6 separate regions of the Homo sapiens genome follow, and regions 1, 3, 4, 5 and 6 are each linked to region 2. The links are chromatin loops, found by intact Hi-C in ENCODE. Cell type or tissue: A673. All regions are shown on one strand.

Region 1 (5,000 bases), 630 kb before region 2:
TGGGCTCAAGTGATCCTCCCATCTCAGCCTCCCAAAGTGCTCGGATTACAGGTGTGAGCCACCATGCCCAGCCTCTCCATCTCCTTTTTGTCTTTCCTAAATTTCATTTCTTTGGTTATCTCCCCTCTAATATGATCAATATGCCTCATTTTGACCAATTATTCTCACTGGCACACAGGCATGCTGTCAGAGCCAGCTTCGTGGGCATGAGACCTCTACAGACACACAGCACCCTGTGCCTGGTTTAATATTCTGCCGTCACTGTTTTTAAATTCTTAATAATTTTTTAACAAGGAGCCAGTCCTGCCTGCTCTAGTATCTGCCATTTTCTCTGCTTCCCCTCTCTAAACTGCCAAAACAGAGCCTAGGTGAGCCATCTCTATTTCTACTTGTATCTCTACTTTGTCACTTTTACTAATTCTGTTTTTTTAGACAGAGTCTTATTCTGTCATCCAGGTTGAAGTGCGGTGGCGCAATCACAGTGAGCTCAAGAGATCCTCCCACCTCAGCCTCCCAATTAGCTGGGACCACAAGCATGTGCCACTATGCCTGGCTAATTTTTAAATTTTTGTAGACATGGGGTCTCACTGTGTTGCCCAGGCTGGTCTCCAAATCCTAGAATCAAGGGATCCACCCACCTTGGCCTCCCAAAGTGCTGGGATTACAGGCATCAGAGCCACTGCACCCAGTCCACTTTTACTAACTCTGAAAGTGTTTCAATCCCAACACTTTTCTCCTAAAAACAAAAAACCATCCTCGTCAATGTTTCCATATGGCCTCAATTTGGTGACATTCAAAGAACCTTTTCTGAAGCCATCCCTGAAGACTCTCCTCTTGCAGTTCTCCACTTTATTCTCCAACCTGGCAGCCTGTTGCTTTCATTCCCAGCATTTTTCTCATGCAAAGTTGTATAATTGTGAACGTGTTTTTTGCCTTCTTTCACTCTAAGCTCTGTGGGCAGACATCATGTGTCCTCGTCCCTGACACAGTCCCTGACGCTCAGTGGATGTTTACTGAGTGAATAAATGAGGGAATGGATGTGCAAGAGAGTTCAAGAACTTGAAAAAAGTTCAAGGGATCAGTAATGTATACACTCAGGAAAATTTTTAAAAGCTAGAAAGATCTGATAGTAAAAGGAGAGGCAAAAAAACTGGATAACCTGGAAAGAAAATGAGCAAATAAAAAATCATTTACATTACGATACCTGGAAGGATAGGTGGGCGTTGTCAGAAGGTGGAATACTGAAGTGTAAGATTTCGAAAACACTTCTGCTAGTGTAAGTGCTGGCCAGTTCTGGGGTGGTCATGAGTGGGGGTGGATTGAGTAAATTGGAAGTGAAGGTCACTGGGATTCAGATCGAGGAACTGATCTGAGGTTGCTGGATAGGTTGCTCAAATGGCTATTCAAGTCATCAGATGAACAGGAGAAGTTGAAGTCAAAGGGAAGACGTTGCAGTGAGTACAGTGGCACGTGCCTGTAGTCCCAGCTACTAGGGAGGCTGAGGCAGGAGGATCCCTTGAGGCCAGGAGTTCGAGGCTGCAGTGAGCCATGACCACTCCTGTGAACAGCCACTGCACTCCAGCCTGGGCAACATACTGAGATACCCCACATTTTCAGTGAATAATCTTGACTAACACTTATAAAGTGCCTACTATGTGCCAGATACTATTCTAAGTGCTTTGCATATATTTATATATTCTATATACAAATAATATTAACAACAACCCTATGAAGCATATTACTGTTATCATCCCCAGTTTATAGATGAAAAATTGAGGCAAGAGAGGAAACTCTGGGGCTTGGCGAGGTGGCTCACGCCTGTAATCCCAGCACTGTGAGAGGCCAAGACAGGCAGATCATCTGAGGTCAAGAGTTCAAGACCAGTCTGGCCAACATGGTGAAACCCCATCTCTACTAAAAATACAAAAAAATTAGCCAGGCGTGGTAGTGTGCAGCTGTAATCCCAGCTACTTGGGAGGCTGAGGCAGGAGAACTGCTTGAACCTGGGAGGCGGAGGTTACAACCAGCAGAGATCGCACCACTGTACTCCAGCCTGGGCGACAGAGCAAGACTCCATCTTAAAAAAAAAAAAAAAGAGAGAGAGAGAGAGAGAGGAAACTCGGCCAAGGTCAGACAGCTAGCAAATAGTAGAGCTGGGAAAGGACTCCGGCTGTGTGGCTCCAGAGCGCAAGGCCTCTGGTCTCGACAGGAAGATGACAGACATAAGAGACCATAATGCTGGGGGTTAAAAGGTGGAAGAGAAGCAGGAACCAGATCTGAAGTCCTTTGTATTTCATGCTGAGTTTTGTAATGACCCTCTTGGCAATTGGCAGACTTTGAAGGAGGTCAGGCCAGGGCATGACAGAATCAGATTAATGTTCTGGAAAGATCTGTCTGGCTGCAGAGTCAGACGGGAATGAATGGTCTGGAGGCGGGAGGGCCCTTCAGAGCCTCTTGCAACAAAGAGGGACTGATAGTGGGCAGGCGCCTACACCTCTGCTTTGGAAAGGAAATGGGGCAGGTGGCAATGTCGGAAAAGGAGCCCAGGACGGCACAGCCTGCAGGAGCCGCAGCCGCCCCATGGGGACAGTTCGAGCTCACCCGGTCCCTAGGCAAGAGAGCACAGTCCTGGCCACCTAGCCCAGAGGGCATGATGGGCCCAGCGAGAAACCCTGGGGCCCCCGCGCGGGGACTGCTCGAAGTCCGCCCGGGGGCCTTGGGAGCTGGGTGCACCCCTTAGAGGAGCCCGGCTTCGTGGGCCCCAGCCTGGCCTTGGGTCTCCCTTCGCCTTCTGAGCTCGGGGCCGGCCGGGAGCTGGGTACCCAGCAGAGGGCAGCACAGGCTTGCGTTCGTCCCGGTCTGAGCGCCGTCTGCACCTGCCCGGGGCCCTGCAGCTGCGCAGCGCACGGAGCAGTGGTGCGCTCTCACCCACCCGCGAGCTCCCACGCACATCCAGGTCCTCCCCGTCCAGCTCGTGGCTCAATACAATACCTAGAAGGCCTGGGGGCCCTCAGGAAGACCGAGGGACAGCAGCCAGCGCGGCTGGGATGACAGCCAGACTCGGGCATGCATCAACAGGCCAGGACAAGTGGCCGGCTCCCTCCTCTCCCATGCCCATGCCTGTGATGCTGCCAAAGGGCAGAGAAATATCAAAAAGCTCCACCGAATCTCCTGGGAGGGAGGCCCCTGCCTTGAGAACAGTCAACCAGATACCCATCTGGGGCCCCTGGGGCAGGGGGCAGGGCACGGAAGCAAAAGCGTTTAGATTCTAGCGGAGTTTTGAAAACTACCCACCCAGCAGGGAAAAACAAAAAGGACTGAAATCCTGGCAGGGAGCTTCCCTGACTCTGGCCTCTCCAAACTGGATGTCAAATCATGAATAGAGGTCCCTAGGTCCCTCCTACTCTAGTTTTTTGTTTTTATAATTGCGGCTTTTTTAACTATTATTTTTAATTCTTGTAAAACATAACATTTGCCATGTTAACCATTTTTAAGTATACAGTTCTATTTTGCATTGTTCCCACTCTCGATTTTTACTGGGATTTCTCACGTACAGAATGAGACACTGAGAAACACTATAAGGAAAAGACAGACCTGGAGACTGAGGAAAGTACATTGGGAATTCTAAGGTGGGCGTGAGAGGTTTTGCAGCCGCTGTGCCTTACGAACTTTCCAGGGCACCTCTGTCCTGAGGGCTTCCACTCTGTACATCCGTCATGCCACCCTCCACGCCCTCCCCATACACAGCCCAGACAGAACCCATGGCTCATCTGGGAGTGGTCAGTGAGCACCCCAAAGGGATCCCTGCCCATATTCAGAAACGGGAACAAGGCTATTTGAAAACTTTGCAATGTTATGGCAGAAATAATCTTTGCAGGATGTAAATGAAAAGTTCCAAGCAATTACGACAAATTTTTGAGCAATTAATGCACTGGGTCTTTAGCCTTCAATGAGCTGGAAAGCTGAGCAAGACAGAACTTGAACCCCTAATAATTATAACAGCTAATACTTACAGAGCGCTATGAGCCTGGCACAGTGCTAACCATTTTACTCATTCAGGTCTTTGCAGTGGAAATGCTGCTATTATCCCTGTTTTACAGAGGAGAAAATCAAAGCCCTGAGGGCTAGCTGGCTTGCTCAAGGTCACAGGGGAAGTAAATGGTGGGGCCTGGATTTGGACCCAGGCAGACTGGCTCCAATAACATGGCTTATGATGGCACCCTTGCCTGATGCTGTGCTGGGAGCTGTATAGACTGAGCCAGTTCCCACTCTGGGAGGCTCAGAAGCTTGTGGAAGGGTGAGTCTGCTAATTTTTTTCTTGGTTTTGGTTTGAGATGGGGTCTCACACTGTCACCCAGGCTGGAGCACAGTGGTGCAATCATGGCTCACTGCAGCCTCAAACTCCCAGGGTCAAGCCATCCTCCCACCTCAGCCTCCAGAGTAGCTGGGACTACAGGTGCATGCCACCATGCTCTAGCTAATTTTAACATTTTTTGTAGAGACAGGGTTTTGCCATGTTGCCCAGGCTGGTCTCAAAATCCTGGCTTCAAGCAATCCTCCTGCCTCGACCTCCCAAAGTGCTAGGATTACAGGTGGGAGTCACTGCACCTAGCCCAGTCCGTCAACTTTGAATAATGTCAGAGTCACTGGTCTTGGGGACCTAGAATTGCCCTAAATCTCTCCATTTTGACAGTAAAATTTCACATGAATACTTTAACAAGGCTTATCAATGCAACCACAGGCTGTCTACGTGCATTCACCAACAATCCTCTTTCCACCAGTCCTTCTGTTTCAGCCTTAGTACACACACACAAAAAATTTAATGTTGCCAAAGGACTTGAGAAAATCCAGAATGTTTTCATACACACATGTCTTGGGATGTGCTGCCTATGGAAGACCTTCCTTTGCCTGTCCCTTCTCCTTCATCCTTGACTTTGCTGTCCAGCTCTTTAAGGGACTTGAGCCTGAGAGCACATGGCCAGAGAGAGGACAGCCCAGGG
Region 2 (5,000 bases):
AGTGAAAATGGCTCAGAAAGAGAAGCTTGAAACCTTACAGTACGCTTAAACATAAAACAAAAGCTCCATTCTCTAGTATGTACTACGCATTAAGCCAGGAAACTGGAGCCGTGTGTTTACTGAATGCATTGCTATTAATATCAGAGTATTATAACACTATTATAGGAATTTGTAAAATAGAGGAAAGAAAAAGGAGTCTTTCCAACTAAGTAAACATTGTTGTTTTGGTGAAGGGTTAACACATGAATTTAGGAAAGTTTTATAAGGATCAAAGCAAAGAGGACTGTGAATTAACTGTCATGTAACCAGAATATTCAATTAACTAGAGCCTAAACCAGTGGTCCATCGATACTCCTGATCACCAAATAATCCCAGTGGCTGGAGCAGAGCTGGGATGGCCCTGTGGCATGAGGGCCTGCTAGGATCTTGCGTCCAGGCCTTTCCTCCGAAGCCTGGCCTGATGGAGTGTAGTGGAGGGTGGCTTAGGAAATGAACCGGGTGTCCTTTTGTGCCTGCATTTCCCAGGCTGGTTTTGGTGTGTTGCAGTGTTGTTCCATCCCAGGTCTGAGACAATAGCTGCATCATCATATAGGAATCTAGGGCAGAGTCGCCCTAGTGATAGGTCTTTACTTTATGGTTATCAAATCTGGCATCGGTTACATAATTACACTAATAAGGTCTTGATTTTGGCAGTTGGAAAGGTCTTGGGTAATCACCTGGAGAACCTAAGAGTTCTGGAAGGCAGGTACAGGTCCTCTTCATGCCCTGCGGCCCTATCTGGCCCTCCATACCAATGGTTTTCAAGAGCGGCCATATTTGCTTCCAGAGTTTTTTTTAGGAAGCGTGTGTGTCTGTGTGTGTAGGAAGGGTGGCTATTACAACTATTAGGGAGCCTAGAACCTACCTATGTTTTGCATATAAATGCAACTTATTTTTATGGCATTTATCTATAATAATTGTATGTAAAATAAAGAAAGATTATACTTACATTTGGTTGGAATTTTACTGAGTCATTCAATGCAGCGCATGGTACCTGAGTCACCAACACTTAATTTGGATTTGTGGCCATGATATTTAGGATAATGCTGTGAACAGACATAAGCATCAGACTATTTATGCCTTCCAACATAGTTGTGTCTGCATATTCACACATGGAAATACATATTAATTCAGTATAATGACTTTGCTTTCATTTATTCTTTATATTACTGCAAGGACATTAGAGGGATTAAATATGTGCATAGACAAGTTGTAGTATCTGCGCATCTCATTGTAGGATACTAGAGGGGAGAGTTACACAGTATTTGTTATGAAAGGGGGGCATTAGGTCTGATAAGGTTGAGAAGTGCTGTTCAAATGCAACTTGCAGCCCCCAGCCATTCTGCTGCTGGAATTACATGGAAATGTATTGTTTTGGAATATTACCTCTGTGGGCTCTGCCCTGGCAAGCTGTAGTCACTGCCCCTGTGCTTGACATTCTGCAGCTGTAACACAGGTATCCTGACCCAAGCCCTTCACTTGTTTGTCGTTGGTCCAGTGCTAACGCAGCTTCTTGGAGGAGGAAACCCTGGAAAGTTAGGTGCAGGATTAAAGCTCATATAATTCTAATGGTGTTACGGAAAGGTGGTCGTCTATAAGAAGCTGCCTCTGAATATCCTATTCCAGTCTTGTATCCAACCTAGGACATCAACTTTCCTTCACTCAAACAGACCAAAAAATGGAGAGCCAACACATTCTGTTTCCAAAAGCTAAGAAAAACTTCATTAAACCGAGGTAATTAACAAAATCTCCCTTACGGACAGAATATTAATTTGATAAGAGCTTGGCCCCGAAAGAAGTACCTCTGAAGCATGCCCAAGAGCCTGCAGGAGAGCAGCAAACACCTGCCTTCACTGTCCTTCCACAAGGAAACGACACACTTTGCATCCATGAGAGCCCCCAAGCGGTTCGGTGTTGAAGCCAAATCTCAGTCTGTGTTGTGACACTGCCATTGCTGCCGCCTGCAGTACCACTGCCGCATCTGACTCACATTCTAGAAGGAAGGTAGGTTTGTCCCAATGAATGCAGCTTGGGGCAGCTGCCTTGTGGAGAGGTGACTGAGGCCGCTGTGCTGAGGCTCCCTGGGCGATTCAACTACACCATCTGCCGTGTCAGCTTGGAACTGCAGGAGACGCTAGAGGGGAAGACGGAGAAAGGAAGGGAAACAAAGATTGATATGACCATATGGTCTGCATATTGAGCTTGCTGTCTTTTACATTTGTGACTTAGAGGAACCTGTATCAAGAAAATGTCATTATTCTTATTCCACGGTTGAGGAGACTGAGACTCAGAGAGGTGAATTAACTTTCCACAAGTTCACGCAGCTATGAGGCATGCTTGACTTTTGCAAGGCCTCCTAACTCCAGTAGGGGAAAGGAACGTTGCTGATCAGGCACTATGTTAAATAATTTCACTTTTAATGTCTTATCTAGTATACCAAGGCTTTGAAGTAGGAGCTTTCCTGATTTTCAGAAATGCAGAACCTGAAACTTACAGACATTAGGTAATTTATCCGGGCTCCAAAGTCGCGAAATTAACAGAGTTCTCTCTGGTTCCAAAACTTATGACCCTCAGAAATGTAGAGTTGAAGGTGGACAAATAGAGACAGAATAATATTACACCTATAAATAAAGACCACTGCCCTATATTAATTTTGGATTTACTGCCACTCTTAGCACTTTCCAATGAGCAGATTTATTTAGCTTTACATAGCACATAAAGATGAGAAAAGATGTATGTAAGTAGAATCTTGGTAAACTGGACACTTCGTAAGGGACCTAGGAAGCTCATGATTGGAATAGAGTCTACTGGAAATTGAATGGTTGCAGAAAAGAATGAATCTAAAGGCTTTTCTGTAAAAAAAGTTTTCATATTTTGCTTGCAATTAAAAATAAATTTCACGTTTTCCTTATATGAATAAAAAATTACAGATAAGAATAAAGTCATTTCCCCCACTTTCCCAACACTCCCCTCCTCCACACTATCCAACTACACTCCCCAGAAGTAATATCTGTCTAGATTTTTTCTACATACTTGCTTTCCTATCTTGAAAATATATGTTATTGTATTATCAGTATCTTTACATAAATAATACAAAATCTTCAAATTGCTTTCTCTCCCCACGACCCCATTTAAAAATATGATTTAGAGCTCTTTCCATGTCAGAACATAAAGATCAGCTTTATTATTTTAAAAAGTATTTTATAGAATGAATACATTACAGTTTATACAATTGATTTCCTATTAATGAACATTTGCTTTGTTTCCAGGGTTTTTTTTTTTTGCTATTATAAACAATGCTGCATTGAACATCTTTGTGCATGCCTCATAGTACACACATATAAGATTCTTTTTTTTTTTTTTTTTAATTATACTTTAAGTTTTAGGGTACATGTGCACATTGTGCAGGTTAGTTACATATGTATACATGTGCCACGCTGGTGCGCTGCACCCACTAACGTGTCATCTAGCATTAGGTATATCTCCCAATGCTATCCCTCCCCCTTCCCCCGACCCCACCACAGTCCCCAGAGTGTGATATTCCCCTTCCTGGGTCCATGTGATCTCATTGTTCAATTCCCACCTATGAGTGAGAACATGCGGTGTTTGGTTTTTTGTTCTTGCGATAGTTTACTGAGAATGATGGTTTCCAATTTCATCCATGTCCCTACAAAGGACATGAACTCATCCTTTTTTATGGCTGCATAGTATTCCATGGTGTATATGTGCCACATTTTCTTAATCCAGTCTATCATTGTTGGACATTTGGGTTGGTTCCAAGTCTTTGCTATTGTGAATAATGCCGCAATAAACATACGTGTGCATGTGTCTTTATAGCAGCATGATTTATAGTCATTTGGGTATATACCCAGTAATGGGATGGCTGGGTCAAATGGTATTTCTAGTTCTAGATCCCTGAGGAATCGCCACACTGACTTCCACAATGGTTGAACTAGTTTACAGTCCCACCAACAGTGTAAAAGTGTTCCTATTTCTCCACATCCTCTCCAGCACCTGTTGTTTCCTGACTTTTTAATGATTGCCATTCTAACTGGTGTGAGATGATATCTCATAGTGGTTTTGATTTGCATTTCTCTGATGGCCAGTGATGATGAGCATTTTTTCATGTGTTTTTTGGCTGCATAAATGTCTTCTTTTGAGAAGTGTCTGTTCATGTCCTTCGCCCACTTTTTGATGGGGTTGTTTGTTTTTTTCTTGTAAATTTGTTTGAGTTCATTGTAGATTCTGGATATTAGCCCTTTGTCAGATGAGTAGGTTGCGAAAATTTTCTCCCATGTTGTAGGTTGCCTGTTCACTCTGATGGTAGTTTCTTTTGCTGTGCAGAAGCTCTTTAGTTTAATTAGATCCCATTTGTCAATTTTGGCTTTTGTTGCCATTGCTTTTGGTGTTTTGGACATGAAGTCCTTGCCCACGCCTATGTCCTGAATGGTAATGCCTAGGTTTTCTTCTAGGGTTTTTATGGTTTTAGGTCTAACGTTTAAATCTTTAATCCATCTTGAATTGATTTTTGTATAAGGTGTAAGGAAGGGATCCAGTTTCAGCTTTCTACATATGGCTAGCCAGTTTTCCCAGCACCATTTATTAAATAGGGAATCCTTTCCCCATTGCTTGTTTTTCTCAGGTTTGTCAAAGATCAGATAGTTGTAGATATGCGGCCTTATTTCTGAGGGCTCTGTTCTGTTCCATTGATCTATATCTCTGTTTTGGTACCAGTACCATGCTGTTTTGGTTACTGTAGCCTTGTAGTATAGTTTGAAGTCAGGTAGTGTGATGCCTCCAGCTTTGTTCTTTTGGCTTAGGATTGATTTGGCGATGCGGGCTCTTTTTTGGTTCCATATGAACTTTAAAGTAGTTTTTTCCAATTCTGTGAAGAAAGTCATTGGTAGCTTGATGGGGATGGCATTGAATCTGTAAATTACCTTGGGCAGTATGGCCATTTT
Region 3 (5,000 bases), 150 kb before region 2:
TGCCTAATATCTTCTACGTTTCCTTGTGGAACTTTCCCTCGATGTGGCTTCCAAGTAATCTCCGCCTCACTCTCTCTAAATCTCACAGCACTTGCACTCAAAATATAAATGTTTATCACATTAGGTGGATCCCTTCACATTCAGAGGTGTATTTTTGCTGGCAGTTTCTGAGATCTGCTTCCACTGGGCCATCTTTCTATCTTCTTTCTATGTGGAAGGAAAATATCTTGGGCTGTCAAAATTACGAAACTAAAGGGAAAAGTCAAGCTGGGAACTGCTGAGGGCCAACCTGCCTCCCATTCTGTTCTGTCACCCTCTGCTCACTGAGATAAGTGCAGATCTGATTGCCTCCCTTGGAGAGGCTCATCAGAAACTCAAAAGAATGCAACCCTGTCTCTCACCTGCCTACAACCTGGAAACCTCCTACCCGCTTCCAGCTGTCCTGCCTTTCCAGACCAAACCAATGTTCATCTTACGTAAGTTGATTGATGTCTCATGTCTCCCTAATACGTATAAAACAAAACTGTGTTCTGACCACCTTGGGCACGTGTCATCAGGACCTCCTGAGGCTGTGTCACAGGCATGCGTCCTCAACCTTGGCAAAATATGCTTTCTAAATTAACTGAGAGCTGTCTCAGATTTTTGGGGTTCACATCTACATACCTTCCGTGACAATCTTGGTTATTTGGGGCTGCACTATATATTTTCTATGAATGTTCAAGTCATAACTATCTTCTAGTTTCACTGAGATTGGTGTTTGAAGGTTTTGTTTCTCTTGCATAATATCTAGGAAGGGAAAAGAAGAGAAGGAAAGATGCAGTCTCAAAAATTATGTTTTTACTGGAAGCCTTTCTTATGAGATCCTTTAAAAAAGAGGATAAGAAAGATGTGCCTTTGGCTTTTCCAGTAACAAAGGGAGTGGACACCATTTTAGTATAAACGGAAATCTTACCTGGAACCTCCGATTGGATGATCTAGTTTAGTATTTCAGAACAACTCTTAAGGTAGATAATATTATGCAAATTATAAGATTAGTAACTTGAGGTATATAATTAAAGAACTAGCTCAAGGGCACCTGTCTTATAAATTGGAAAAACAGAAAATCAATTCTTTCAACTCCAAGGCAAATTCTAATTTACTGTACAACAGCTGTTTCCTACAAATACTCCAGAGTCAAAAAGATAATTCCCTTCCTGAGACCATTAATGTCTGTTCTAGGAAGCAAGTGAATGAAAAAAGCAAATTTTAAAATATCTTTTCCAACCTAGGATCCTTAAGTGTCACTAGCATCTCAGCCACCTATGTGTTATTGGAGAGTGGCCATAAAAATTACAGAATTGCAAAGAATTTTCCCACCAGATGTCTTACACACCTAAAATTCTACTATTAAAGAATGACTCCTTTGGGTTGGTCACCATGACCCCAGAAATTTAAAATGTAACTATTTCTAGATGGGTGATATATTAGGATACTTATTAATGCCTTGGTATTCAATACCAGGTTTTAGAGACTAACCTAAGTGGAAATCCCACAGCATATAATGTCTAATGGAAGGCCTAAACTTATTATCTATTTGCTGTGTTTTGAAGCCTCCAGGAAGGGGATAGTATGAATCAAATAGTTTTGACTGTGCAGGCACTTAAAATCCTAATCTTGGCTGGGCGTGGTGGCTCACAACTGTAATCCCAGCACTTTGAGAGGCCAAGGTGGGCAAATTGCCTGAGCTCAGGAGTTCAAAACCAGCCTGGGCGACATGGTGAGACCACATCTCTACTAAAAATACAGCAAGTTAGCCTGTCATGGCGGTGCACACTTGTAATCCCAGTTACTCGGGAGGCTGAGGCATAAGAATCGCTTGAACCCAGCAGGTGCAGGTTGCAGTGAGCTGAGATCAGGCACTCCAGCCTGGGTGACAGAGCTAGACTCTGTCTCTGAGAAGAAAGAAAGAAAGAAAGAAAGAAAGAAAGAAAGAAAGAAAGAAAGAAAGAAAGAAAGAAAGAAAGAAGGAAGGAAGGAAAGAAAGAGAAAGAAAGAAAGAGAAAGAAGGAAGGAAGGAAGGAAAGAAAGAAAGAGAAAGAAAGAGAGAAGGAAAGAAAGAAAGAAAGAGAAAGAGAAGGAAAGAAAAAGAAAAAGGCAGAAAAGAAAGAGAGAGAAAGAGAGAAAGGAAGGTAGGAAGAAAAAGAGAGAAAGAGAAAGAAAGAAAGAGAAGGAAGGAAGGAAGGAAGATTCTACTCTTAGTTGAATTTTTTAAAAAATGATTAGATTTGAATTAAGAACTGCCCTACTGTAGAGCTCATTTTATTGAAGAAAAAAAAGTAAATATTTGTTCATGAGAGTCTCAAAGGTGCAGTCAATCACACTTTGAATAAATTAACTTAAAACCAATTTCTTCCTGATGAGAATTATGGAGCAGCATGAAAACATGGAAGCATAAGCTTTCTTAGCCTCCTGATTTTTCTTAAGGTGGCTTTACTGATATAAAAAGCCCCATGGTTGAGTTGACTTCGCCTGAGTGGGAATGTGAGTGGAAAAGGAGGAGCTTTTCATTTAAGGGGGAGCGTAAAGTTCAAGACTGGGGGTACTCAGAAGGGAAGGTCATTTTCTGGCTGAAACCCTTATTGCTGATGATTGCAAGAGGGAGTGAGACATTCTACTAGAAGCGTCTACTGCACACTCAGCAGTTGAAGTTCTCAAGATAGCCATCAGATGGCAGCCTCAGCCAAATTTCTGAAGTAAATTTGCTCTCCGGATCAGAATTTTGCAGCTGGGAGATATTACAGATCCTATAGTCCAGCCCCTTTATTTCCCAGCCAAGGAACTCTAGCCAGAGTGAAGTCAAGTCTTGCTTAAAGCCACATATCAAGTCAGTAGCAGAACTAGGGTTCTTACTATCTCCCAACAAGGAATCCAATAATCTCCCTATGATCGTGATCTGAAAGAAGCGTTCCCTCACCCCAAAAAGAAACAAAGTAGGGTATAGAAAAAATAAAAAGAGCCTTCTGAGTGCTCAGACAGCTGTTTGAGGTTGAGTACAAAGTCTTACAGGCTAAAACTTGAGCCTTGAGCAGATTTTTGGTCAACTGTCAGGCAGTCAAGTTAACTGAGGACCCATTTGCTCTCCAAAAAAAAAAAAAAAAAACGGGTGTGTAGGAGGAGATGGGAGAGGTAGGAAGGGGTGGGTCAGGGATAGAAGAAAACCAAGGAGAGGTCGGCCGCAGTCACGCACGCCTGTAATCCCAGCACTATGGGAGGCCGAGGCGGGCGGATCAATTAAGGTCAGGAGTTCGAGACCAGCCTGGCCAACATGGTGAAAGCCCAACTCTACTAAAACACAAAAAAAATTACCAGGCGTGATGGCGGGCACCTGTAATCCCAGCTACTCAGGAGGCTGCAGTGAGCGAAGATCGCGCTACTGCACTACAGCCTGGACGACAGAGCGAGATTTCCTCTCTCAAATACAAACAAACAAAACAACAACAACAATAACAAAAGCAAAGAGAGACCCCTGGAGGAGATGAGCTTTGATTGAAGAATAGAAAGCTGCAATGAGGCCGGACGCGGTGGCTCACGACCGTAATCCCAGTACTTTGGGAGGCCGAGGCGGGCAGATCACGAGGTCAGGAGATCGAGACCATCCTGGCTAACACAGTGAAACCCTGTCTCTACTAAAAATACAAAAAACTAGCTGGGCATGGTGGCGGGCGCCTGTAGTCCCAGCTACTCGGGAGGTTGAGGCAGGAGAATGGCGTGAACCTGGGAGGTGGAACTTGCAGTGAGCGGAGATTGCGCCACTGCACTCCAGCCTGGGCGACAGAGCGAGACTCCGTCTCAAAAAAAAAAAAAAAAAAAAAAAAAAGAAAAGAAAGATGATGCAATGAAAAGAGAAAAAGCATCCTGCAGAGGAAACATAGTGTGTGCCCAGATAAAGAAGGAAAAACAAACCCGGCATTTCAGCAGAGCTGACCTCTGCAAGTGAAAAGTAAGCCAAGCTTCCCTTGAGGCCAAGCTTGTCTCTTCTCACACTTGCTCCTCACAGGAGCTCCAGCCTCAGCCCCACCATTCACTGAACTCTCAGTGACCAAAAAGCGTCTCTAGCCAGTCTTTGACATTAGAGTTCTTTTAAGTAATTATTCTCTTTCCCAACAGAGCTGGCATTTTAGGCTTGTCTCTAATTTTGGATAAAAAGGCATTGTCCACATCAAGCAATAGTATAGAGGTCAATAGTATGAACTTCAACGCTGTGAAGGTCAGCTGTTTAGAGCAGAGGATCTCTGTTACTAAGAAGACAAATGGAAAACAAGATGGATGAGTGAGTCTTGTGGATGAGCCTTGAAGGTAGAAAAGGCAATGAGGCTTGAAATTGCAGAATTTTGTGGATGTATTTGTCACTGCACTTAGGCCAGTGGACACGCAATATCTGTTAGCTAATCAATGCATCTTTATTGATTCTAAATAGGCTGAACTGGTAAGGGAGCAACATGATGAAAATGGTATTTAGGAAAAGTTTTCCAATGTGAGTACCTGCCTGCAATGTGTGTAAACAGCAAGAGCCTGGTGGGAAGACTAGTTTTGTCTCGTTTTTAACAGCTTTATTGAGATATAATTTACATACCCACGATTCACCCAAAGTGCACCATCCAATGGCTTTCAGTGTGTTCACAGATATGTGCAACCATCACCGCAGTCCATTTTGGAACACTTTAATCACTTCAAGAAGAAACTTCATACTTTGTACTTCCTATCCCCTCTGTGTCCCCATGTCCCTGTATCCCATCATGAAGCAACCACAAATCTTTCTGTTTCTATAGATTTCCCTATTCTGGACTTTCATATGAATTTCCATTCATATAGTATATGGTTTTTGGTGACTGGCTCCTTTCATTTAACAAAATGTTTTCAAAGTCTACACATGTTGTAGCATGTATCAGTACTCATTCCTTTTCATGGCAGAATAATATTCCGTCATATGGATACACCACATTTTATCAGGTCATGTGCTG
Region 4 (5,000 bases), 320 kb before region 2:
CATCACACAGCAGCATATGTTCAGCTGGGGCCACCGCCCCTTTTGGCTCAGCACAGGTGCAACGCAAAGGAGCTTTGCTTTTCCTGGGCTCAGGGAAAGTTGAAGGCAACCTGAGAATAGGTGCTTCCTGGGGAACGGTGTTGAACCTAACCCCCTTCCTCCACTCTTTAAAATCAGGTAACTAGTGAACTGGCACCCACCCCGAATCTCTCCTCATGTTACATCGGGGCCCAGGATACGTGTGCAAACTGAGCTTCGGAGTCACCCCACAATCCCATGGTTCCTCTACGTCAGCGATTCTGAAACTATTTGGACTCGAGATTTCTTTATATCTTCAACATTATCTGGGACCCGAAGAGCCTTTGTTTATTATGTGGAATATATCTATTGATATTTACTATACTAGAAATTAGAAATGGAAAAAATGGGATAATATTTATAAATTCCTTTAAATATAATAAATTATACATTTCATGCTAACATATTTTTATGGAAAATACCAGTTATTAATTTTGAGACAGAGTCTTGCTCTGTTGCCCAGGCTGGAGTGCAGTGGTGCAATCTTGGCTCACTACAACCTCCATCTCCTGGGTTCAAGCGATTCTCATGTCTCAGCCTCCCGAGTAGCTGGGATTACAGGCACATGCCACCATGCCCAGCTAATTTTTATATATATATATTTTTTGAGACAGAGTCTCCCTCTATTGCCCAGGCTGGAGTGCAGTGGAGCAATCTCGGCTCACTGCAACCTCCACCTCCTGGGTTCAAGCAATTCTCCTGCTTCAGCCTCCCAAGTAGCTGGGATTACAGTCACGTGCCACCACACCTGGCTAGTTTTTGTATTTTTAGTAGAGACGGGGCTTCGCCATATTGGTCAGGCTGGTCTCAAACTCCTGACCTTGTGATCTGCCCACCTTGGCCTCCTAAAGTGCTGGGATTACAGGTGTGAGCCACCACACCCGGCTAATTTTTATATTTTTAGTGGAGACAGGGTTTTGCCATGTTGGCCAGGTTGGTCTTGAACTCCTGATCTCAGGTGATCAGCCCGCCTCAGCCTCCCAAAAGTGCTGGGATTACAGGTATGACCCACTGCGCCTGGCCTCTTTTTTATTTTTTTTTTAAGCTCAGGGTAGGGCATATATTTTCAAAACAAAAAATGCTAGCGAGAAGACTGTCATTGTGCTACAGTTTCAGAAATCTCTTTAATAGCTGGCTAAATAGAAGACATAGCTGATCTTACATCCGCCACTGCTGTCAGTCTGTTGCAGTATCACATATCATGTAGCTTCTGGAAAACTCCAGCATACACTCACTCATAAAGGAATGAGAAGGGAAAAAAGCAAGCATCTTGGTTTTATTCTGAAAATAGTGTAGACCTTATGGATTCCCTGGAAGTCTTTCAGGAACTCCTGGAGGGTACCCAGATCACACTTTGAGAATCGCCGCTCTAAGCCAATATGCAGATTAATGGAATGAATAACCGTGGTGTATTTCCCACCTAAAAGACAGGCTCTGTGCTGAAGACCGACACTGACAGCTTTCGGCCAGGAACTTATCTTTCCCAGCAACAAAGAACAGGGTAAGATACACATGAAAGTTTTAGGGGATCATGAAAAGAAGGAAAAAAAATTCAGAGACAAGACAATTGGAATACCCTTGACTGAGACTCAAAAAGAAAAATGAAACTTTTAGTACATCATATTGAAAATCCCATGGATTCAAAAAGAAGGCAGCATGTATGTAAGCCAAAGTGACGGCATAAGGAGTTCTTTGTTAGAAAACAGGGAAAGAGAAGCAAGAGAGCAGGCAGGCAGAAGGGCAGCCAGGACCATCAGCTCGGGTGCGTGAAATGAGCACGGGGAAAGAAAGGGGTTTCTTTTCTGTTTTGTTTTAAGTAGAATCGTAATTGGGATGGGAAGGGACTTTAGAGATAATCTATTCAAGGACATCATTTTGTAGTGAGGCAACTGTGTTGTCTCCTGCCCGAGTTCACCCACCTGCTCTTCCTACCAGACCACGTGGGCAGTGCACTGGAACAAAATCTCTCTATCAGATTATCTCTCCTCTGTTTGTCTCCCTCTCCACCTCTGTGTTCATATGCATAACACACACACACACACACACACACACACACACACACACACACACACACACACACGTTTTCTTTCCAAATTTCCTCTTAACAAAGTCTAAAGAATAATCACTGTTTCTTGCCTCTATGATTTTTTTTGACCTCCTCTGAACCCCACACATTGACGAAGTGCCAGCCATAGCAATAGTTTCAGACCCGTGGAGTCAGCTGTGCTGTTGCCAACCTCCATCACCTGTCCGCCTTTATCCTGGGCTCTGTTCCTGTGGATTTGAACAAATAGATGAGCGGCATCGGAAGAAAGCTTTAGCTGCATGTGTTTGGGTGACCACGAGAGGGCAGCACGTAAGAGACCAGTGTCGGCCCCGCTGCCTTCTTGAACACACCGGAAGCCTCCTAGGAAAACTGCAGATTTTGTCAGACTGTGAAGTAGAAGAGTCAAAGAGCCTTCATTGCTTCCTTTTAAATGACCAGCCTACTAAGGAATTTAGAATGCCCAAGTAAGGTTTTCACTTAATCCTTTAAGAAATACATCTAATATTTCTAATCTAATCTATCATTTTCAATGGAAAACAGTATTTTTTTTTTCAGTGATTCTCACTGCTTTCTTTCTGAGGAACTTGAAATGAATCTTATGTTTTATTTATTTTTCAATTTCTAAGGTAAGGACTGCTGGTCAGACTGGACTTCAAAATTCCTGGATCCTTAAGACCCAATGCATCAGACAAATGTCCTGCTGGATCCTCCCACCGTCAGCTAAGGGACAGTGCTAGCTCTCTGGTGAGGGAGATCCGTGTGGAGGTCTCTGGCATTCCTGGGTCAGTGGATGGCTGGGAGAACTGCTCAGCTCCAGGTTCCAGGGCCTCTGATCAAAGCCAACCCTGGGGGCCAGCCAGAGATATCGCAAACCTAAGGACTAACGTGGAATCTACACCTGCCTTGGGAGTAAAGAACAAGCAGGGTGCTTTCCGGGATGGCTTTGGGATGAGATGCCCAAGACTTAGTGCCCCTGGCATTGCTCAGCTCTCAAGCTGACTTCCACAGCACCCCCATGGAAGCTTCATTGGTGCATCTTTGGGTCTTGAATGCAGTGCTACAATATTGACGAGGAAAGTCTCCTTGGAACCACAGGAAGACAAAAGTGCAGAGTGATTTGCTGGCCTTGGCTAGGACAGGGTCCAGGGTGCAGCCAAGGGAGGGTGATCTAAGCCAGCCATTCTCCTAGTGTGGCTCCTGGACTATGCGCAACAGCATCACCTGGGAGCTTGTTAGAAACACTGGTTCTCAGTTCCCATGCAGACGTCTTGCATCAGAAAATCTGGGGCTGGGGCCCAGCAATCAGTGTCTCCAAAGGCCCTGAGATCATTCTATTCAAGTTTGGGAACCAGCAACACAGCATTTAAGTGGAAATGTTTATAGTTGCAAAGCCAGGTGAAGCTTGAAATGCATCATAGAGGAAATGAGGACAAGAATGTAGAAAAAGAGTAAAAACAGAGAGGAAAAAAATTTACAAGCCATCATAGAGTGAAAGAGCTTCCCCTGCTGCCTGGGGGTGTGGGAAATGAGAGTTGCACCTGCTCACAAGTATGACCAGCAATTTAATATCTATCTAGAGCTTTCAACCCTGCCATGTCAAATTTATTTAGCTAAAAACAACTCTTGTGGTGGTGACCTTTTATTCAGCTAATATTACTCCCCTCAATGCCTCCAAAGCACACAGAGAAATTGGAGGGCTGATGAAAATCTTTAAAGTCTACTAAATACTAAAGCCTTCCCAAACACTGTGTACTTTTCAGAGAGAGTTTCTTTTTATTGGAATTTCAGATTATTGAAAGGTTATCTGTCTCCTGTTCCTAGAGGGATTAAAATAAAACAAAAGCAAGAAGAACACATTGTGATGTGTGCTTTCCTCGCTGAACTGGTGGTGCTTATCTGACTGCAGTGATGGGCAGCCAGTGGGAAGATGCCAAAGTCCTTCCAGAGAATTTCCCCAGGAACTTGGGAGGCTGAATCACCAGAATGAGAAAGTTCTCTGGCATTCTGGGGATGCATTTCCTTCCACATTGCTGCATCCCTGTATGCTGGAGTTGCATGTGACTGCCCCATGCCTCAGTTTCCTTTTCTGGAAAATGACAGCTTCAGGCTCTTCATGCTTCTGGCAGCCATGATTCCCCTCTGCCTAGCTCTATTCTTTTTCTCTCATTACCTTCCTGGCTCTTTTCTGTGTTACATCGCCATTCCTTGGGTTTCTTTTCTCTGATCTATATATTTTGTTCTGTTTCATAATTTTACATTAATTTTTATTTAATGCCACAAGCCGCTTACCTGCTTTGAGCTCCACAAAACCTATACTTTGAGGTAGAGTAGAATTGGAAGTTAGAAAACCAGATTCTGAATCTTTAAGCAAATCACTTTAGTTGAACCTCAGTTTTCCTACCTGTAAAGTGCTTGCCATGTGCCAAACAGAATTGTTTCATTTAATACACAAAACTCATAGAAATAGATACTAAACAATCTTTCCAAGTAGATATTGTTAGTATCCCATTTTATAGTTGAGAAAAATGAGGCTCAGAGGGGTTGAGTTCCCCAAGATCACACAGCTCATAAATGGCAGAGCTGAGATTTCAATCAGGCAGTCTGACCCCAGAGGCTGCACCCTGACTACTTATTATTAACAGTGTCTGTCCCTGCCTTGCAGTTTCGTTACAGAAGGAATTGAGACAACATCTGCAAGAACCTTTTGAAAAACGACCACTATGCAAAGGGAAGGAAGCGTGCTATACTTTTCCATTCATAGTGGAAGTAGAGGACCCCCACTTTTCATGATCCCTGTTCAGTCATAGCTTTTGTTCAAGTTGTCTGGTCGAGTTGTTTAAAGACAGTGGGCAAATAAAAGGGAACAAAATGCAGA
Region 5 (5,000 bases), 95 kb before region 2:
AGAAGAAGAGCCAGCCAAGGGGGCACCCCGGAATATCCCACAATTTGCAGGCAGACAGAGAAAGATAACTCATAAAGAAGAAGCAGTACGAGAACAGGAACCAGAGGGTGATGTCTGCAAGCTGAGGAGAGAGAGGGCTTTAAGGAAGAAGAGATCACCAGTGCTAGAAGAAACAAAGAGGCCCCAAGAGAAATTAAGGGAACCACTTACTGTATTTAGACAGACCCTGAACATCTGGAAGAAGAAGGTTTCAGCAGAGCAGTGAGAACTAGTCATTTAAGGGAAGACACCTAAAAAGCCATGTTTACTCAGAAAGTACTGTTTCCTTGTTTTAGATGGGAGAGATTTGACCTCCTTTATTAAGGAGAGGCCAATCAAGAAGGAGAAACTGAAGATACAGGATGTGGAATAATTAGTGGTGTGCGATCCAAATCTAACGTGAGCATCATGGATGACTTTAGGCATTTTAAGTCCTCTGATGACCTATAATTTGACAACTAGAGGAAATCGACATAATCTGGATATGTGTACACGAACATTATAATGACTGGTATAGATACATATACATATACATACTTACTGCAGATTACTGCAATTTGATTACTGCCCTTATTTAATTACTTATCTGATTACCAAAATTAACAATGGTCACCAAAAGACATTGGTATAGCAAATAGTATTGTCACTAACAATTAATAAACTTGAGACCCAAGACCTTTTATTGTTTATCTAGAGGGCTATGGCTTATGTTGCTCCTTTTCAAAGAGTCTACATTTGCTTTTCCCTGTCAGCAATAGAGTGAAACTCTTTTTCAGAGGAAACACCAGCCAAATAATTTCTTTAGAAAATACAGTTCTAATTCCAAAATGTGACATAGTTATCCTCATTAGACCTGACAGCTCCCGGGAAGACATTTTCTCAAATCTGCTCCCCGTCGGGCCTTGGTCAGGGGAAGGGTCTAGAACTGAATCCTGCTGTTATGTAACCGCTGTGGTGGTGACCCTGGGGAATTGTGAATGAGGCACCCAGGGGGTCATCCCTCATTAGCTGGAGGACATGTTAAATTCGTCCAATTCCCTGTGGGCTGTTAATACTATTACTATGAATGCTTACCCAATATGGGCTTTAGAAGATGGCACAGGTTAAGTATTCTGCAAACCTGGCAGGGAGGGGACGGTTATTAGGAACCCACTAGAGTCCCAGTGACCCCTGCTTTCTGTCTTGTGCCGTTTTCTTTGTCAGACAGTCTGTTCAGTTCTAAAGTCTACCACCAGGAATCTGATGCCCAGTTTAGAGGGATATGAGGAGAAGGGGGCACGAAAAAGTCCTGGATGAAGAGTAAGGAGGCTTGAGTCTCCATTTGTCACAGCAAGCTTTGTGACCTTCGGAACGTCCCTACATTTACATGATCCTTATGGTTATGTATTGAGTGCACACATATGGTATGTGCTTTTCCGGATGTAAAAAAATAAGTCTATTGAAAAGAGAAACAGCACTCAGACACTGGTGTCGAGGAGCCAAAGTACTGTGGTCATCCAGGAACCTGAACCTGTTCTAGGAAAAGAACTTAGAAGGTTGGAGGGAAGTGATGGTTGGCATGTTCCTCAGATGACCTTGGAAGCCAAGCCCCAAAGAGGGGACTTATAAGGACTTGGGAATCTGTTGCTCTGTTTCCCTCCGAATACAGCAGTTCCTTTGGTTCAGCCCTCGGTCAGCCCTCCCCTGGCCTCAGTAAGAGCCAGCACTGGCAGGCCTGCCTCTCCTCTCCTTCCCTCCAGTTCTTTGGACAGAGCACCATGCCTTGGGCTTGTCAATCACATCTCTTAGTGACCCAGATGGGCACTGTCTGGCCTTCCAGGGTCTCCTTGCTCCTTAATGAAGCATCTAGGAGACAAAACCCTACACCTCGCATCCCCACTGTGTTTTTCTGATTTTTTTTTTTTTTTTGAAATGGAGTCTTGCTCTGTCGCCCAGGCTGGAGTGCAGTGGCCCAATCTCGGCTCACTGCAGCCTCTGCATCCCGGGTTCCAGCAATTCCCCTGCCTTAGCCTCCTGGGTAGCTGGGATTACAGGGGTCCGCCACCATGGCCGGCTAATTTTTTTTGCCCGGCTAATTTTTTTTTTTTTGTATTTGTAGTAGAGACGGGGTTTCACCATGTTGGCCAGGCTGGTTTTGAACTCTTGACCTCAGGTGATCCGCCCGCCTCGGCCTCTCAATGTGCTGGGATTACAGGCGTGAGCCACCGCGTCCGGCCTCTCTCTAAGGATGGCTTTCTAAAGGTTCCATTACGGAGTTTCCTCTGCGTAATCAGAGACAGACTTTAGGTACCTACAGTTCAATAACAACCAGCAGCTAAGCCACTGGGTAAGTTGGCTGAATTCAGTATTAGAATAAAAAGCATGGCACTGGAGGCCTGGGGCATGATTCTGCCCCCCATAAGCTTCATTTATTCAGTCATCTCTCAAGGCCGAAGATTCCAATTCCTTCAGCCCGCCCTCGATTGCTGTCGTTTCAGAATCTCTCTGCAGCCTGGTCACTGCGGAGACAGCGGAAACTCGGCTGTTTGCGAGCTCCCTCTCCCGTTATGCCATGGGAGGATAGAAAACGCACGATCTGGTCCTTAATAACAAAATAGTAAGGCTTTTTTTTTTTCCTTTTCTTTCTTTCTTTGTTGTTGTTTTGTTTTCCCCCCCATCCCATCCAATGACCTATCAAGACTTTTTTTTTTTTTTTTTTTAAGTCACCTCTAGAAATTGGTTTCTGCCCCTCCCTGGTCCTGCCACCACCCGCAGCCCGGGTTCCGCCTCCCGCGGGTGCCAGTGGCCGCGGCGCTAGGAACACCAGGGGGCGCCGGCGTCGAGGATTCGGGGCCCGCGCTGGCGACCGCTGCGCCCTCCTTGCTCCAGCCAGGATCTGGCTTGGACGGGAGCGGCTGTTCTGCATAGCCTGGGCAGACGTTAGCCTGGGAAACGTGTCTGTCCCCCGCAGCCTCTTTTTCGCCACATGGGCCATCGAAGGGTCCCTGTACCCAGAGCCTCGTCAGTGCGGGGACGCGGGCGGGAGGGTAACGTGCGACAAGTGACAGCGCGGGAGGCAGAGGAGGCGCCCAAGGGTGGGGCTGGTTTGCAAGCGCAAAGTGTTGCACTGGGGTAGGGGAAGTTAGCCACAGCTGGTGATAACTGGACTAAGTGGAATACGATCCAGCTGATTTTTTAAACTTTTAAATTTTAGTTTTTAAACTGCTCCTTGCAGAGCAGGGCAGTCTGCCCAGAGTAGCCGATTTTTCTTATCATATAGTTTTATTAGGTGCTATTTTTATAGCTAGCTACACGGGATTAGAATTTCCATGTGCTTTACAAAAAGCAGGCAATTGTATTATTGGTATTTGTAGTATCTTCCATACCATAGGCACGGTTTTGAAACATTGTGTGTAGAATCCATTGTTACAAATGCAACCAAATATAAAAACGCCCTTGGAGGAGGGGGTCCCCACCTGGAAGTAAACTGCAATGAATGATGGTGTGTACAATGTTCTCAAGTGAAATTCTTATCTGTTTGTTTGGATTGTATTTGGAATTTAGACAGCTACTTGCAGATCTAGGGTCAAACCGTTAGACAACACAGGAGAAATAATATGCTCCCATTTTTTTAAGCCACGTGGAATTCAAAACTGCCCTAAAATTTTGGGGAACAGCTCAAAATATTAAGAGTAGAAAGAGGCCGGGCGCAGTGGCTCACGCCTATAATCCCAGCACTTAGGGAGGCCGAGGTGGGCGGATCACAAGGTCAGGAGATCGAGACCATCCTGGTTAACACGGTGAAACCCCGTGTCTACTAAAAATACAAAAAATTAGCCAGGAGTGGTGGTGGGCGCCTGTAGTCCCAGCTACTCGGGAGACTGAGGCAGGAGAATGGGGTGAACCCAGGAGGCAGAGCTTGCAGTGAGGGGAGATCATGCCACTGCACTCCAGCCTGGGTGACAGAGTGAGACTCTGTGTCAAAAAAAAAAAAAAAAAAAAGAAAAAGAAAAAAAGAGTAGAAAGAACAAATGCCTTGAAAGGAGGAGCCCTGTTGAAGTCCTTTTGTGAACAAGCTGCTCTTTTTCATGGTTGTGGGGCCTGAGTTCCAGTCCTAAGTCTGTCACAGGAGATGTGGCTTATTGCAAAGCTACTTAACCCTCCTGGGCTGCAGTTATCTCAGGTGTAAAATGACGCAGTGGTATGAGATTATTAGATGAGCTTTATGGTCTCTTTCATGGTCTATGAGAAAATCAGGTGGGGTCTCAAATGCATTATGCATTTGAAACAGCTGTAGAAAAGGGGCTATATGAACATCAGTAAGCCATGCAATGAAAGACACTGGTGGGCTCTACTGTTATTTATCAACATCCTTCATGTCGGTCCCTCCCCCTAGCTGGCTTTAGAGAGCAGTAGCCTATGCAGGTATAGCCACAATCATTCTCCAGAGAGGACCTGGATTTGTGCATTTCATGGCTATCATTTTTTCCTCTTTCCATAGTTTCTGTTGGAAAGGCTCTTGTTTCAAAAGATACCCTGGCACAGAGATTTAAGAATTATTTTTCTTGGAAGAGTACTTAAACCTTACTGCTAAGCCTAAGGGTGTTCACCCCTGAAGATCTGGAAGTCAGCAAGACTGCTGATTTACCATTAGTGGAGAAACAGATAAAAGGCTTGGGGCCTTGAGGCTCAGGAACCTCCATTGTTGCATTGATTACACACCTAAGGACTGGCGGTCCTCAAGACCCCTGGTTGTTATTATCAGGAAATAAGACTTTTGTGCCCAGAGATCATAATGTCAATAATAAGAGCTCTATTGTCAGGCGTTGTACTAGGTCCTTTATATTACATTATCTCAGACAAAGATCCTATGAAGTTAGGTACTTCAGCCCTCATTTTATAGATGAGGATACTGAGGCTCAGATTTTTTTTTCTATTGCTGCTGCATAAATTAAGAGACTCAGATATTTTTAAAAACCATG
Region 6 (5,000 bases), 200 kb before region 2:
AAAGCATCTTCTTTCAAATAAGGGGATATTCCTTGGTATTCAAACTATATTTTTCAATTGTTCAAAATCGGTTTATTTGGTTTCTGTAGAATACAAGAAAGTTAAAAGGTGATTTTAGGGGCTCAAATGAAAGAACAACTTCATTGTTAATTCAACCTGTTTTGTTAGGATATTTATGCCTCAAATAAAGAATAAAGAATAAAAACTCAACACAATGGGAGAATTAGAATCTGAATTGTGATAAAATTCATGCCTGTATTTATCAATTATGAAAGTGATTGGGATACCCTCTAGCCTGAGCTGAAGCCAGGCTTATCAAACCCACTCTGTTCATGAGGATTAACTATTAACTTTAATTCAAAAATATCAGTACACACAGGTACTCCAGAGAGCCTTCCCAGCTGCAATAGACCCAACACACTAATTTACTAACAGTCATTAACCAGTCTGAGAAGTCAGTACGTGGTGACAGACCAAATATTTCATGCAAAAGTGAAACAAGTGAGATGCCACCAAGTGCAGTCACACAGCACTATTTTAAAGGTGACCTCTGGGAAATTTAGAAATGATCAGCAAAATTCTAAATGTGCACATATTTAGACAGAGCAATTTCATTTTTAGGACTATGGCATGCAGAGATACTCACTAACATGTACAAAGATCATGTATAAGAATGCTCATGGCCAGGCGCTATGGCTCATGCCTGTAATCCCAGCATTTTGAGAGGCCAAGGAGGGAAGATCACTTGAGATCACTTGAGCCCAGGAGTTCGAGACCAGCCTGGGCAACATAGTGAGACCTCATCTCTCCAGAAAATAAACAAAATTAGCTGGGCGTGGTGGTGTGCACCTGTGGTCCCATCTACTCAGGAGGCTGAGGAGGGAGGACCACTTGAGTCCTGGAGGTTGAGGCTGCAGTGAGCTGTGATTGCTCCACACCACTCCAGCCTGGGCAACAGAGCGAGACCCCATCTCTTAAAAGAAAAAAGAAGAAGAATGTTCATCACAATCAAAACATTGTAATACAAAGAAGTGGGCAATAATTTAGATAACCATCCACAGGGGACAGGTTAAATAAATGATAATACCTTCATACAAAGGAATACTATTCCTTCAAAAGAGTAAGGCAGGTTTATGTGTAGTGGTGGGAAAGCATCCTTAGCATATTGTTTAGTGAACAGAGCAAGCTTCAGAGTATAATGTGATCTCAGCTGGGTGTGGTGGCTCACATCTGTAATCCCAGCAATTTGGGAGACCGAGGTGGGCAGATCACCTGAGGCCAGGAGTTCAAGACCAGTCTGGCCAACATGGTGAAACCCCATCTCTACTAAAAATACAAAAATTAGCTGGGTGTTGTAGCCCGTGCATGCAATCCCAGCTACTCGGGAGGCTGAGGTGAGAGAATTGCTTGAACCTGGAAGGCAGAGGTTGCAGTGAGCCAAGATTGTGCCACTGCACTCTAGTCTGGGCAACAGAGTAAGACTCTGTTTCAAAAAAAAAAAAAAAGAATAGAATGTGATCTGACTTGAAAGAGGAAAAAATAAAAGCTTCCACACATGTCATTGTGGATAAGAGCAGGTCCTCTGTGGTCAGACTGTGGGGGTTTGAGTCCTGGCTCTGCTACTTACTAGCTGGTCACCATGGAAATGTGAAAGAGGCCTTGGTATCCACTTCTGTAAAATGGAAATAATAAGAGTATCTGCCTCATTGGCATGTGATAGGCTTTCAGAAAATACCAGACAAACTGTTAGTAATGATCAACTCTAGGGTGTCGGACATGAAGGAATGGGGAACTTTAATTTTTACCATATTCCCTTTCAGACTATATTTTTTATAGGAATGTTTAAACCGTCTTTTGAAAAGATGTTGTCTCAAAACTAGAAGCCATCTATTAACAGGTAACTACTCTTGGCACACCCTCAGTGTGATTGATGAGGATTAATGAAGGGTGAAGATATTTGTCAGTCCAACTGGGCCCATAAGACGCCTTGAGATTCTCCTCCCAGTAGAGGGAGGCCTTGGTCCACAAGGAAGTCATGTCCACTCACAACTGCAAACCTCTAGGCACGAATGACTCCATCCAACCTCCCCACACTAAGAAACCTGACCAAACTCTAGGATGGCTTCTATCAGCCCAAGACTGTGAGCCCAGTCCCTCTTAAAGTGCCTGCCTGAGAAGTCTCAAATACTGCCTAAAGAATTTGTTCCAGCTAAAACAACTATAGGCCCCTGCCCTCCTTTTGCTTAGAGCAGTTACTTTAGAAAACTTACAATTATAAATCCTTTCTCTGCCACTTTGAGATGTAAATCTCCTTCCACCCAGAATCTCCTTCCACCCAGAGGACCTGGGAACCATGGCTTTGAAATGCAAACATCTAGGGACATAGCTCCCTTGTCTCCCGGTCTCTGTGGGAGGGTAACAGACCAAATTCAGTGGGTGCCTTGCTCCAATTTGCAAAACTACCTCCTGCCATAAAGATATGAGATATTTGTTTCTCCTCCAGATAAGCACTAATTAACAAACACAGATGGCTAATCACATTGACCACCCCGCCGCCCCACTTTTACATTCTTCAGTACTTTTCCTTTAGCACAATCCAACCTACGGTTTAAAAAGCCTAGGCTGGGTACAGTGGCTGATGCCTGTAATCCCATCACTTTGGGATCCCAGGGCAGGAGGATCACTTGAGGCCAGGAGTTCAAGACCAGCCTGGGCAACACAGTGAGATCCCATCTCTCCAAAAACTAAATAAATAGTCTCCCATCTGTTATTTCAGTGGAGTTGAGTTTGGTTCTATACTAAAGTCCCTCTCTCCCCTGCTGGAGTAGACTGAATAAAATCAATCTTGCCACCTCTAACAGCTGTCCTGCTGTTTCTCTTTGACACCACTGATGAAGGAGGACTTGGTCCCTGGGAAGGCCAGGACCATGGAGGAGGATTTGGCATCTACCCAAGTGGTATTTACATTTACTAAACCTCTGCCTCCCTGTAAATACCAGGAGAAGAAGAGGGCAGAGGTGCTCATTATGCAAAAGACAACTGAAACGTGCAAGAGGGACTTTTCCTTCATATGAATGATAGGAAATCTTATTTATTGAGTACTTTGTAATGTACTGAGAAATATGCTAAGCTCTTAGTATACAGCATTTTATTGAATCCTTAGAACAACTTTCCAAGGTAGGTGTCATTATTTTCTTGGAATTCATACTTCAGAAAGATTAAGAAACTTGCTCCAGGTCACACATAAGCTCATAAGTAGCAAACCTAGGAGTCAAACTCCAGAGTCCCCGTTCTCCAGAAGCTTTAGTGTGACCTGGATAAAAAGCCTTGTAGCTGTGCAAATGAAGTACAGCTGAAATTTGTTGTTTATCTTAGAAAGTTTTCTTTCCATGGAAAGTAACTACATCTTAGTATATGGCACTAGTAATGGCATTACTAAAACAATAAGAATGACACACAGCTCTGTGGTGAAACACTCAGCTTTATTTTTCCCCAAGCTGGGTTTCAGGCCACTGAAATGGGTGACCATAGTACAGATCACAGAACCTTGCCTTCTTTTCTTCCTAGTGAGATGGCCAGGTGGGAGGGGGTCCCTGGCAAAACTCCAGCTGGCTTGCACAGTGGGGTGGAGCCTCCAGAAGCTCATGCCATTTGCAGTGGGTAAGAGCCTGGCCCCTCCTCTTCCTGCATAGAACCTGGGATTCAATCTGTAAGGTGGGAAGTGCAGCAGCAGAGAACTCTGGCCTTGCAGAGAGTCCCTGTTCCCACTTACTTTCCTTTTCACCAAATAAAACCCTGCTTTACTCATGCATCAAATTGTCTGTGAGCCTACATTTTTGTGGCCATGGGACAAGAACACCATCTTTAGCTGAGCTAAGGAAAAGTCCTGCAACATTTTTGGCACCCAACGTGGGGCTTGAGAAGTGGTGAGTGAGATGCAAACCAAGAATTCTTTTCCCCTCTCTCTTTGGAGCCTTTTCATCCTAGGAGTTCTGAGCTTATGGGAAATCACATTCCCAACTCCTGTCGCTCCCGGGGGTTAGGAGCCTTTTCATGGCCTTACCTTCCTTTTTCAGGATGGACCTGGTGAGCAGCCGGCTTGCCACTGCTCCCCGCTCCTTGCTGGGGCTGGGACCCATGGCCCAAGGGTCCCACACAGCCAGCTGGCTGGTTCCCAGCCACGTGCCATGCAGCCTTCCTCTTCCCCAGCCAAGGGATTTTACTCCATTGGACAGTAATTAAACTTTTCTCCTTGTGGAGAAACCAGTTACATAAGAATAAGAAGTTCTTCCCCAGGCATTTTTAAACTGTTTTTTTTTTCCTTCACCTTCTCCACCCCATCAGCAGTTACCATTTAGTGAGGTTTTTTCTTTCAGAAGAAGTTTTGCTAGGCTAGGAATGATAAGCGCCCCTGTTTATATTCTCCGTAAAGTTTTGGTTGTGAAAAAGGATCTTGTGGGGACTGGGTTTTCTTCTGCCTGTCAGTGTGTGTATTGTGTGTGATGTCTGTAAAAAGAGCTCTATTAATTTGGCCTAAAGAAAAACGAGTGCTTGAATCAAGCATTTTTTTTTTTAAGGGAAGTTAAAAGCTGTGGTACCTTTCAGTTCACATGACTTTAATCTTTGAGAAATAAAAACAGCTCTAAAGACTATTGGTAAAATGCAGGTCAGGTGCAAGGTTTGCTAAATGTTTTGAGGTTACAAACTGATTTTTGAGTTTGGGAAACTATTTGACTTGCCGGCTTCACAATTGGTAGGGCCTGGGGACATGTAGAACTAACCACACCCTTAATTAAGAAGGCAACTTTGGCTGCACTGAGCACACAATTAAAGCAACTTACCAGATTTTACCCCAAAGTTAAAAATTGCTAGGAGTTACCATTATAATGTATAATTGAAACTACTGAAAATAAATTTACATGCAAGGAGTGTAAGAACAGTAAAATGTGTTTTTTAGTAAAAGGTTACAAAAAGCCATGGAAATGTACATTTTTGCCTAT

Evidence for each region. Hi-C counts contacts between places; a loop is a spot of excess contacts. Peaks named below come from ENCODE experiments on the same cell type or tissue, not always from the same donor. Only the 100,000 strongest peaks of a DNase experiment are listed, where the experiment ranks them.
Region 1: a loop joins it to region 2, with 17 times the contacts of the local background. A loop is called at or near these places in 8 of 110 quality-filtered maps.
Region 3: it touches region 2 in a loop (10-fold over the local background); 78 of 110 quality-filtered maps call a loop at or near these places.
Region 4: it touches region 2 in a loop (8-fold over the local background); 35 of 110 quality-filtered maps call a loop at or near these places.
Region 5: it touches region 2 in a loop (9-fold over the local background); 98 of 110 quality-filtered maps call a loop at or near these places.
Region 6: it touches region 2 in a loop (4-fold over the local background); 4 of 110 quality-filtered maps call a loop at or near these places.

What each region holds. Positions count from the first base shown.
Region 1 is chr18:58,765,777-58,770,776 of GRCh38, forward strand. All of the region lies in intron 1 of LOC105372146 (a long non-coding RNA gene), which reads right to left. Among named protein-coding and RNA genes, the nearest start is that of LINC01926, 46 kb to the right of the region's middle. RefSeq lists a silencer at 2,766-2,915 and an enhancer at 2,996-3,145. In A673, CTCF peaks have their summits at 2,816 (motif pointing right) and 3,018; a DNase peak (open chromatin) is centred at 2,835.
Region 2 is chr18:59,400,547-59,405,546 of GRCh38, forward strand. LOC107985156 (a long non-coding RNA gene) reads right to left here and starts at 2,804. Exons shown (of 9, transcript XR_001753470.1): 1 at 1,842-2,804; 2 at 1,426-1,567; 3 at 989-1,085. In A673, a CTCF peak has its summit at 2,132; a DNase peak (open chromatin) is centred at 2,055.
Region 3 is chr18:59,246,673-59,251,672 of GRCh38, forward strand. No RefSeq gene overlaps it. Among named protein-coding and RNA genes, the nearest start is that of RAX, 24 kb to the right of the region's middle. In A673, a CTCF peak has its summit at 2,701 (motif pointing right); a DNase peak (open chromatin) is centred at 2,739; H3K27ac peaks cover 894 bases.
Region 4 is chr18:59,081,940-59,086,939 of GRCh38, forward strand. No RefSeq gene overlaps it. Among named protein-coding and RNA genes, the nearest start is that of SEC11C, 55 kb to the right of the region's middle. In A673, a CTCF peak has its summit at 2,414 (motif pointing right); a DNase peak (open chromatin) is centred at 2,452; H3K27ac peaks cover 778 bases.
Region 5 is chr18:59,305,823-59,310,822 of GRCh38, forward strand. All of the region lies in intron 2 of CPLX4 (complexin 4), which reads right to left. Among named protein-coding and RNA genes, the nearest start is that of CPLX4, 10 kb to the right of the region's middle. RefSeq lists silencers at 2,869-2,938, 2,989-3,038, 3,079-3,138. In A673, a CTCF peak has its summit at 2,810 (motif pointing right); DNase peaks (open chromatin) are centred at 2,569 and 2,839; H3K4me3 peaks cover 1,238 bases.
Region 6 is chr18:59,198,960-59,203,959 of GRCh38, forward strand. No RefSeq gene overlaps it. Among named protein-coding and RNA genes, the nearest start is that of GRP, 19 kb to the right of the region's middle. In A673, a CTCF peak has its summit at 2,012 (motif pointing right); a DNase peak (open chromatin) is centred at 2,032; H3K27ac peaks cover 1,144 bases.